Regions from separate parts of the Mus musculus genome. Here region 1 is linked to region 2. The links are chromatin contacts, found by Hi-C or POLR2A ChIA-PET in ENCODE. All regions are on one chromosome and are shown on one strand. Each heading gives the region's core, a stretch centred on a gene start or an enhancer-like site at or near the end of the contact. The rest is flanking DNA. Distances are from core to core; before and after follow the strand shown. Region 1 overlaps BC034090 (cDNA sequence BC034090). Region 2 overlaps Gm9530 (predicted gene 9530).

Region 1 (5,434 bases), core at 77-2,576, 140 kb after region 2:
ACTGGGGTACACCAGGGCCTGGCCAGCAGAAGCTCCTGCCACCCCAGCCCCCTGGCCTCTCCCAGCCCCTTCACTGCATTTCTCCAGAAGACAAGTGACCTTGCTATAACAGAAAGCAGAGGTGACTTTTGCTACTGACATTTTCCCCAGAGGTGAAATTTCTTTAGTGGCAGCTCCAGGCTAGGGAATATCCAGCAGGACAGTGGTTCTCAACTTTCTAACACTGCGACCCGTTAATACAGTTCCTCACGCAGTGGTGACCCCAACCATGAAATTATTTTCATTGCTACTTCAGCACTGTAATGTTCCTACCTTTATGAATTGAATGGAAATATCTTTGGAGACAGGTTTGCCAAAGGGGTCGCAACCCTCGGGTTGAGAACCACTGCTGTATGGGGTTGCCAGGGCTTCCCCTTGATTGTAGCGTTTGCAGGGAAGGGATGGGGGCAGATTCATCTCTCGAGTGCTCCAGTGCCCTCTTTATGTGCTGAGGTTTCATGCACATGATAGGCTGGCTACTCTTATCCACCTGCTAGAAGCCCCTTCTTTTTGCTTTTTCTCCAGCCTGGGGTAGTCCTAGCCATCCAGTCCTGCACTCTTGGGGCTCTGAGACAGTCCCCCACTTCCCTTCCTCTCCCCAGCCTCTGGGGCAGGAGCCGTAGAGTTGTAGCTGACTTCTGCTGCAAATGTCCCCATCTCCTTCCCAAGACAGGCTAGTTTCCTCTCTCACCTCGCCACAGACAATACTCCCTCAGTGTCTTCCTTGTCCGATAAAAACTGCCTATGACACTCATGTCAGCCCAATCCAGATGAGACCACAGCTGGCACTGTGACAAGATCCACACCGGCAGTGAGCCACACACTCTAGCCCACCGTGCACCTAGCCCAAGGTTCTTAGCTTTGTTCTCTCAGATCTCAGCCTTGCCAGGGCTCCTCTCCTGACTCAAGGTCTGCAGAGCCTTCTGCATCTACCCTGGCCATGACCCTACCCCTGCAGGCCTCCACATGTCCCCTCTGAATGCCCCCTGGCCATACCTGTACCCTTCTGCCCCTGCCTTGCCCCAAGCCTCTTAGGGCTGGTAGAGACAAAGTGAAGACAGAATCCAGCAATTCCAGTGAAAGCAGCTTTGGCTTTTTAATAATTTAAGACTGACGCCTGTCCAGGCATCTAGCGTCCCCAGCCCTTGAGCAGGATCTAAGCTGAGCAGGCTGCGCTATGCCTAGGTGGGATGGCCACCTCCAGCTCGCAGCCTCCCTGCCTGCTGCCCACCCACAGCTGCCACCAGGGAGGTCTGGATAGGAACCCTGCAGCTGGGGGAGAGCCAGACACCAGCTGCAGCCCTGGCTCCAAGCTGGACAAGAGAACAAAGACAAAGGCCCGCCCAGGCCAGGCTGCAACAACCTCTGTCTAGCAGGGGTGGAGGCAAAGGGCTGGCTGGGCCGGCCCCCCACATCCTTAGTACCATGGCCACACTTGCTGCAAATGGCAATAGTTTCATTTTTCAACTTTGTGTTGGTCATAAAAATCTCTAGTAATTCTTAATATTCTGGCTCCCAGAATCTCTCAGAAGTTTGCATACCCAGAAGGGGCACAGAACTCCTGTCAGGCCATATTTCACAGAACACACAGTTAGGAATATGTGCTCCTGGCTGTCAGGCTGTGCCAAGACACTGAGCCCTTTCTGGATCAGAAGCAAAGTGTCACATGGAAACCAGGAAAGCCACGGCTGAAAGAGATGGGGCACAAAGCCAGGGTGGCCACGCTGTCTCTGGTTTGCTGGGGGCTGGGGAGCCTTCTCAGTGAGTGTGGCCAGAAGCTGAGGCCAGCTCTCAGGGACCAACCCAAGGATTAGTCAGTGGCAGTTCTCTCCCTCCAACAAAGGAACGTGACCACTTCTGTGAAGGAGGAGACCAGGATTCTCTGTCTCTAGACCTGTATAAATTAGTGATCTTAACTGAACGTACACACGGGTACTCGGCCTCTTCCTGCAGGGGGCCGATCAGAACAGCTTCTGCCACTGCCCAGACAGATGCCTGATCTGTGAACTGCATTTTCCGTTCACATGTTATCTCTGGGTGGCATGTTTCTAGCCCCTCCTGCTGCGTGTGTGGGTCAGGGGTCCTGTAGGAGTGTCAGCAAGAGCAGCGGTACTTCTGGGTCACTGGGGGACCGGCCTTTGTCTCAGGACACGAATGGACAAGCTCTCCGCATGAGCCAGTAGCTCTTTGATGTGAGCCAAGCCCAGTCCAGCAACCTTGGCCCCGCCCACCTCCAGAATCTCATCCCCGACCCTGAGCAGCCCCGAGTACAGCTTCGCGGTGTCCAGGTCAGCCATGGCCTGCACATAGAGCCCTGCAAAGGAAGGAAGAGGGGATGAGATGTCATGCAGGACACAGTGACACACCCCTCACAACTGACGTCAGGTGTCGCTCCCTACCTTCTGCCCCGTGCTTAACCTCATTTCTCTGTGGCCTCTTTCAAAATAGCAAAACCCCTGCAACTGATGCCTGGAGACATTCCATTATCTGCCTTCAGTTTAGCACGCATGAACTAATCTTACCCTCTTCTGACATCAGCTCTTAGGTGCACTGTGTTGCTCAGGATTCATAAATAGATGGAGTCCGTAGCTCAAGTCACCCAGGCTCAACCCAAAGGCCAAGGCAGAGGACCCGTCACTAGAGTAATACAAGTGGCTGGGACCAAATCTCCTTCGTAGTACTCTGCAGGATTATTGCTGGCCTCAGGGTCATTCACACAGTTCCTCACTTGGGATTTGGTGGCATGTGGCCAAAGTCCAGGGGAAATAGATGCCCACGTCTACAGCTTACTTGCCTGTTTCTTGCACCCTTCCCTCTACCACTCGAAGAGGCTCAGCCTGGCCAGCGTGATCATTCCTTGGGTTGTAAAATGATCGAGCCCTTCAGGGACTTGTGGCTGGCTCCCAAGAAAGCCATGTTGTAGGAGAGCTATGGGGCCTTGGTTTGACAGGGCAGGTCTCTAGCCACAGCTGCCGCAGCCCAGTCCACCTGAGAGCTGGGCATCTTTCGGGTTCTCTGTCAGCTGCCCTGCCCTGACAGCAGACATGGGTAGGTTCCTCTGGGGAAAGCTGGAGCCTGCTGCTATCCTCTGCTGTGTGAACATTGCCAGCCTGCTGAAGGACAGAGGGGGACAGCCTCGGCAGATGACTTTCCTGCAGCCGACAACACAGTGGGACCTGGTGACAGGTGAGCAGTCCTGACCCCTTCACCAGCTGGCTGAGAAACACGTGGTAACTGCCCACATGATACCTTCTCCAAGGCCTTTCCCTAGTCAAGGTGCTTAGCACAGGTAGGGTGTCTGTTCTGGTGCCTCCATCTGTGGCTTGGCGCATCATGGACTGCGGGAGGTGGTACCTTGGCCTATGGATCCAGAAGATCCCCCTTCATTGTAGCCCCTGGGTCCCAGAGAATCCAGGCTCTGAATATGGACTCTCCAAGCCCTTTCCTAAAGGTTTGTGGCCATTTGGCCGATCTGAGCTCCGTACACACTTCCTCTCCTGTTTGAAGTGTGGCTGTCCCTTTTGGTGCTTCTTGGCCAAGATGAGCCTTTCCAGTGAGGCCCTGTCTCTAAATAACCAAGCTCATAGTTCTTTGGCAGAAGGCTTTCCCAGAGGGATCCTGCCCTGTCCTTCATCTCCTTTCTCGGATGCTTGAACAGCTTACCTGCTGGGACTACAGGCTGGTGGCATGGAGAGAGAGGGGGAACCACCCCTACCTCCCGATGTGAACCCACAGGAGTGTTTGGTATGCAGCAGGAGAGGCAGGTGGAAAGGAATGACAGAACCCAAAAGAATGTAGCCAAGTCAGACCAGACACTGACGTCACTCCAGCCATTTTGGGGAGACTTGGGTAGGCTTCCCAGCTGAAATCGTGACTGTGAGGCAACTCTGGTATTTGTGGTCTGCTGGAGACAGCCTTTGCTAAGGATGCTAGATGCCTATGTTGTAGCTAGTTAGAAGCAGAAGGCAGGGCCTGCTGTTTTTGTGGGGGTGGTGTCAGATGAGATTCATGCTGGCATCCTGACTGACGCTCAGCAAGGAGCCAGAGCAGCCCCAGACCATGGCTCCTCTCCTCTGAGGCTCAGCAGAACTGGCCCTAAGCAGCCTGTGGTAGAGCACCAACAGCCACCACACTGCCTAGTGTGAGACCCCTATGTGACATCTGGTGGCCAAAAACAGCAGCAAGAGTGGGGCTCTACCCAGACAGCCTGGACGGCACTCAGTCTGGCTTCCCAAATGTCAGCTCCCTGTGTGTGCGCTGACATCTGACTCACCCTAGGTCCAGACTGGGGGAGGCCCACGCTGATCCCGATCACACATGTTTTCTACCCCCCTGGCCCCGTCCATTCTCTGCTTCCCCCACCCCCCTTACCCCGACAGGAAGTTCAGATCACACTAGCTGCAGTTCAGCAGATTATAGCCCCTGCTCACCATCTCCAAGGCCACTCTCCCGCCACCTGCTATTTGATCTGTCTCCTGGAGTCTGGACATCACTGTAGTTCCCTTCACTGGCCCACTGTGTATCTCAACACAGCTAGGTATCAGCCTTCTGTTCTAAAATCTCTTCCAGCAGATGGTTCCTATGCCACTCGGTGAGAAAACTCCAGGTCCCATAGGTCAGGGCAGCATGCAGCCTCTCTGAGCTCAGCTCTCAGCCTGACCTTGTTTCCCTAACAGCAAGACCCATGGCCCTTTAGGGCCTTCACAGTTGGTAGCCCCTCTACCTGACTCATCTCCTGTTTGTCCTGTCTCCACTGGAGTGTCATCTCAAGCCTGTCTACCCAGTACCGGCCATGCCTGTTTTTTTTATATTTGCTTCTTGGTGCATTTCACTATGCCATGTTCATAATATAAAACATATGAAGTAAATGTGTAGATCTGGCCTAGCACCCTTGCTGGAGCGCACGCTCCTGAGGCCTGAGGTCTGCAGTCTGCGTGCTTCATGCTGTGCTGTAACCCCGGTATCCAAGATACTTATTAGCAGGCACCTGACACACATTAACTCACAGATGCCGAGTGATTCACAGGACAGGAGCTAGCACACACGCTGGACCTGGCACCCAGGAAGAGCTTCTGGAGGGACGAGGAGAGCTTTTCTCCATTGCTCAACCAAAGCCCCAAAGGAACTTGACCCCAGGGGCTTTCTGAGGATCCTGAGAGCATACCTGAGTCTCGACGGCCACTGCCATGGGCCACGTGGAATCCAAAGGTGCCCTGCAGCACAGCGTGTGCTGCAGACACGGCAGCAGGAGGGCTTTCCCAGTTAAACAGCCCTGGCCTAGCACACTGGAGAGCGGACTACTTCTCCCCAGGGCCCAGCAGCACAGACTGCTGAGCTTGCCTTTCCAAGTCATCCCCTCCCTCCTCTGCCCACTCTCCCTCCGCTGAGCAGAGCC
Region 2 (5,672 bases), core at 2,776-5,275:
CTTAGCACAGAGAAAATACCTTATAGTGCTTGATGGGTAGAAATGCTATGGATTATTCTTGAGGTAAACTCAAGGCTTTGGAAGGGAGGGGGGATAGTAACTATCCCAGTGGTTCAATGAGACTAGAAAGGACCAGGAAGGAAGAGGAGGAAAGCATGGTTTGAGGAGTAGTTGAAATGTATTATGATTGAAAGACCTTAGGGATGCCTGAGAAGGAATATCTCTGTTCTTCCTGGAGAGATCACATTCTGGACATCACACAACCATTCCCTCACTTTGTCCTGACTACCACGTGGTACCAGATGCTCCGTCAGAGTCAAGAGGATGACGAATGGACATATTCCTACGCCAGGCAGCCCCATGTCTGCTTCTCTTCATGTTGATGGTAGCCATTTGGGCACAGTCCCAATGGGCCTGATACTGGTATACTATAGAGTCACAGAGACCTCAGCCAGTAAGACAGCTTGTGGCGATCCAACTTCAGGAACGGAGCTTAAGGACAGTTTCAGTCAGATGTGACAGAAACAGAACCTACACACCAGGAGGCCGAGCCATGGGTCCTGAAGTTGCCTAGATCACACAGCCTCTTGTCCCTGAACGCCCAGGCCTTGTTCCCTCCATTGTTTAGGTCCTCCTAGATCCACCCAAATGGCTAAAAGATTGTGTCTACACTGAATGAGCTCCTTTGACCAGGAGCGACCACTGAAGCAGTGGATAGAGCAGAAGAGCACTTGCCTGGATTTGAACTGCATCACTTTTGAGAGGATTTTGTTGAATCACCAAGTCTCACACCACTGTTGACTAAATGGCCTGACACATGCAAGGGCTCTACACAGGCCACAGATGGCCTCAACAAATACTGACTGTGTAGCATGAACGTGCAGCTTTGTAAAACTTCTTTCTGTAATTGCGACGGTACGGTATCTCCATTCTGAAAAATGCTCTCTTCAGACACACCAGAAGAGGGCATCAGATTCCACTACAGATGGTTATAAGCCACCATGTGGTTGCTGGGAATTGAACTCAGGACCTCTGGAAGAGAGCAGTCAGTGCTCTTAACCACTGAGCCACCTCTCCAGCCTCTGAAAATGCTATTTTTGAAGGCTATCCACTTGTCAAATGACAACCCTACTCGTTACTTATTTGTCAAGCATTGGATAGCTTTGTGTTTCGTCAGCATGCTTCATTGTGGAAACAACTGGCTTTGGAAAGGCAATTCCTTCACTTGGGGGACCTGAAAATCTAACTGAAAGGAAAGACACTGGGTTATGTTGGGAGGCCTAAAGAAGAGTCTGGGAGTTGACAGCCAAAGCCATTAAGAAAGAAGAGACTGAGTTCATGGTGGGTAGGGGTAAGGCAGCAAGCAGCACTCTGCAGGGCTTGTGCTGGGGGGGAGTAAGAGTAAGTAAGAGTGAAGATTTGATGAGAGGCGGCAGCACAGATAAGCTTGGGCCAGCTTCAAGGGGACTTTCATTTTTCTTTCATTGACAGCAGATTGGGAGAAGATGGAGAAGGCTCCACACACGGTCCCTCTTGAGATGCCTGAGACGATCAAACAAACCACTGCCTGGATTGAACCAGTGACTCGGGAGTGAGAAAGAGCAAGTGGAATCAAGAGATACTTTGGTGGCATGCAAAGCAGAAGCAGCAAGTGGGAATGAGAGACAGAGAGGCAGGCACCCGGGAAGAAGGCAGCCAGAGGCTGGGGTCTGAAGCAGCGCAAGCCAGCGGGAGCGATGCTGATCTGAGACGACAGTTCTGACACACGTGAAGGATATCTAGATCCTGTTCGTTGAGTATATATGAAGGTGACCATGATCTCTGACATGTCTTTAAGTGTGGTGACCATAAGTAGTTGAGCAATTTTTTTTATCGCCATCTCCTCGGGGCGATGGGTGGAGGACTGGTCAGGAGCAGCTGGCACCCAGCCACCCACTTAGGAGGTTTAACAAATCCACCTCCTCAGCTCCCATCCCTGGGAAAGCCTCACCTCGGTCTGCTCCCAACAGCCACTTGCCCCAGCGGGATTCCAGCGACTAGGAGGTGCTCCCCAGCCTGAGTCAGGCTATCTGAGCATGCTCATTCTGGCAAGCAGAGGCCCCAAGTAAGTCTTTTTTTTCCCTCTGGGAAGACAAACCGGTTCTCATTGCCTCCACCTTAGGCAAAGCCCCAACCTCGGTTGCTGTGAGCAGCTCATTCCCAGAAAGAAAAATGACCTTCATTTGCAGAAGAGCATGTGACACCTCCCTGGTTATAGCGTGAACTCCCTGAGAGCAAAAACTGGGTCACCCTGGACTTCGTTTCCTTCTTGGCCCTAGCGCCTGTCTTAGTGTAAGGAAGCTTAGACAGACTCTAATGCTTTTGTCTTTGATTTCTCTTCACAGCAAGGAATTCCTACCATGTACACAGCAGAGTCTTCAAAATCCAATAGGCGTGGATGGAGAGATGGTGCCATAGGTAGAGTGCATGCAGCACAAGCATGAGGGCTTGAGTTCAAGTCCCCAGCACCCATATAAAAAGCCAGTCTCAGCAGCATGTCTCCAGTGGAGAAAGGAGAGCCCCCTGGAGTTTACTTCTCAGTTAGTTTGGCCAAATTAGTAAATTCCAGGTTCAGCATGAGACCTGCTTCAAAAAAAAACTAAGGTAGAGAGCAACTGAAGAGACATTCAACATTGACCTCTGACCTCCACACACACATGCACCCATTCACATGCACGCGCACACACACACACATATCCAATAGAAGCTAAGGCCAGAGTATTGCTGGGAATTTAAGGCCAGTCTGAGCTACATAGCATGAATTTGTCTCCAAAAAAAAAAAAAAAAAAAGGAACCAGGATCAAGTCTTGAGACTTTTTGCTTCCTCTTTTTCTCCACAGTTCTGTACCAACATGTGATACAGAAACTAAGACTCTCGGGAATGGATTCCCAAACCACGCAGTGGTGGGAGGTTGGAGTGTGAGGGGCAGAGCTAAATTACATCACCTTCAGCAAGAAGTCAAGGCAACTCTAAAAATCTTCCCTTTCCCTGTGGTCACACACACAATACCAGGGAGCCTGGGAGTGGAACAAAAGATACCAGGCTCTGCCCCTTGACACACAGGTGCTTGCCACCAAAACAAGCCAGCTAACACCAACCCAACTTCCTCCTTGCTCATCTTCTCTTCTGCAGAACCTCCTTATGGGCCTATCTGGCCACTTCATGACAGATAGATACAAGCTGCTTCTCATGGCAACGGTCAGGATGAAGCTGGAGCTCTGAGTCCTATTAACCTTGACCCTGCGTGACATCTTCAGACCCATACCTAAATAAGTTAGGGAATCTAAGCATCCAAATGGCCTCCCTCCCTCCCCCCACTCCCCAGTATAGGCTGGATCCCTCGCTGGGTACCAGCCCAGCCTGTTGTTCATTTAGAACAGCCTCTAACCTTCCCAGGGGAGCAGTCAGTCATGCAAGGTCCCCACTTGGAGAACAATCAATTTAGACTTCAGTAATTTGGGAGACCTGGGGAGAATTTCCTAAATGAGATCCCTGCTCCCTACACATACTCTCAGTTGCCTAGCAACTAGAGGAAGCGATCTGGAAGTCTGGAACTTACACCACAACCCCCTGTGCAGTGATGAGCCCCGGTGTGGTCCACCTGTGGGGGGGGGAGGCACTGCAGCTGATAATTATCAAGGGTGACAACCATAATCCCAGACCTGCTATTATTGTGTTTACAGAGGTGCAATTGCTACAGAAGCTCACGCCACTGGCCGTTCCCAGGCCCTCTCCCTTCCCGCCCAGTGCTGACTAAGGGAGTAAAATAGCCTCAGGCCGTTCCCAGGAGAGGAGGCTACAGTTTCCTAGGGCCCTGAGGTGTTCTGGTACCGGTTTGACCACTTAATCTGCTTCCCAGGGTTGTGAGTGGCCCCCAACAAGGAAGAGCAGAAAGAATGTCTGTGAGGCTCAGGGTGAACACCCTTGAATTGGGTGGGAGAGGGGTGGCAGGTGGCCAGGACCAGAGATGATGCTAGGGATGTAGAAGAGCTGGGTCTGTTAAAGGGAAACTGGGCTCTGTCTTTTCTCTTCCTGAAGGCAGTTGTCCACCCTCGACCTTCCTTTCTGAATAGTCTGCCTAAGGTCAACTACGGAAGAAGGGGAGACAATGTAGAATTCAAGCAACCTCCCTTCTGGTCTCCAGAAAAATAAAAAAAGGAAGAAGAAGGGGAAATTCAAATCTCCCATGTCGTGAAGCCAGCGAAGTGGGAGGATCGAAGTCTATAAAGCCAGCCACTTGCTTTTCTTTCTTGGGAACTCCTTTGTTTACGAGTTGCCAACCTAAGCTTCAGAGGTTTAAAAAAAAAATCTTGCAGACTCTCGGCAAATTGTGTCAGAGAATACACCATCCTTCCCAACAGCCTTCCAGCGCTGCCTTCTGTCTCCATCCTTCATGCTTTGGGTCTGAATCCTGAATGTAGCAACAATACCCTCGTGTGTCCCTCTTTGGCTTCTCTCAATGAAGCAAAGAGAAGATTACCACGGAGCTCGCCTGAAAGTACACAACCATGAGGACCAACTATTGCAAAGGCCTGGACTCACAGGCTGCTAAAGCCTAGCAGGAAACATGGTCTAGCTGAGTGTGCCCATTGTACCGTGGGGAAACTGAGGCCTCAATGGTGAAAGCAGCCGACTCTTGATAATAAGGTTGGAGGGAGGCGAAAAAAGAAAGCAGAATACAGATTTCCTGACTTCTAAGTCAATTGGCCTTTCTAACTTAACAGACTGCCCCTCAAAACTGCTTGTACTTTGGGTTCAACACACACACACACACACACACACACACACACACATACACACACACCTAGCATTGTCAAGTCCCAAACAGTTTAGCTTTCCAAGGATTTTTCTACAAGGGTCTCATCTTATCCTCAAAGCACTGTTTTCAGATGAGTGAAGCTGATACGTCCAGTCCAGTTGTGTAGTTTGAGAAACAGGCCACCAAGACTTGCCTCAAGCCACAACAAACGTGTCCAGACTGTTCATCTTTCATGACTTGTTTCGGCTTCCTCCCTCCCCTCCCCCGCCCCTCCTCCGCTCTCTCCTCCCCTGCCTTCGTGAGATAGAATCACACTTTAGCTTAGGCTGCTCTGAACCCTGGGATTCTTCTGCCTCAGTCTCTCAAATACGGAGACTCTAGGCCTACAGCACCACGCCCAGGTTCTCCTGAGTGCTCATCCAGCCCCCCTTTCTACCGTACTCTGTGCTCCACACTGGGGAGCACCCAGAAAACCAAATGACACCCTTCCAGAGAAGAGGCTAGTCCACCAACTAACCTCATTCCTCACACAAGCCGCTAGCTACTAAAGGAGAAGCCATTTCCCCTTAGGTTCATTCTCCTCTTTCTCTTTTACCATCCCTCCCCATTTCACAACACTGTGAAAAGAAGAGCAGTTCTACCTCTGAGCCTTTGTCCCGAATCCTGTCCCGTCCCGTCCCCCCCACCGCATGCCTCCCCCCAAAAGCAGCATCAGGAGCAGTATAAGCAGAAATCGCCTGCTCAGCATTCCTGTTGTCTGTGACTGACAGAGGCCTCCAGTAACTTTTGCAAGCTGCTCAGGGTAGGTGGGTGGGGGTATTGGCCAGGAACCGAGCTCAGTAGAGCATCTACTGGAACCTGCCTGGCCTCTCT

What was found. A loop is a pair of places that touch in the nucleus more often than their neighbours do. ChIA-PET counts read pairs that join two places held with the same protein, here RNA polymerase II (POLR2A).
Region 1: POLR2A ChIA-PET joins it to region 2 with 28 read pairs in Patski. The contact joins two enhancer-like sites. A Hi-C loop is called at or near these places in 2 of 37 maps with a recorded cell type or tissue (gastrocnemius and left cerebral cortex). POLR2A ChIA-PET finds 5 or more read pairs at or near these places in 2 of 5 experiments (Patski and embryonic stem cell).

Annotation. Positions count from the first base shown.
Region 1 is chr1:155,211,361-155,216,794 of GRCm38, forward strand. BC034090 (cDNA sequence BC034090) reads right to left here. Exons shown (of 10, transcript NM_001370865.1): 10 at 1,111-2,353. The coding sequence ends at 2,160. Among named protein-coding and RNA genes, the nearest start is that of Gm31102, 29 kb to the right of the region's middle. Within about 2 kb of position 1,327, at least 3 of the 3 ENCODE cell types and tissues checked have a DNase peak (open chromatin) inside an H3K27ac peak, as active enhancers do; they include left cerebral cortex, where a contact is called at or near this core.
Region 2 is chr1:155,067,791-155,073,462 of GRCm38, forward strand. All of the region lies in intron 3 of Gm9530 (predicted gene 9530), which reads right to left. Gm51651 (a long non-coding RNA gene) reads left to right here. Exons shown (of 3, transcript XR_003948059.1): 2 at 1,492-1,808; 3 at 2,385-2,414. Among named protein-coding and RNA genes, the nearest start is that of Gm41980, 10 kb to the left of the region's middle. Within about 2 kb of position 4,026, at least 1 of the 3 ENCODE cell types and tissues checked has a DNase peak (open chromatin) inside an H3K27ac peak, as active enhancers do; it is left cerebral cortex, where a contact is called at or near this core.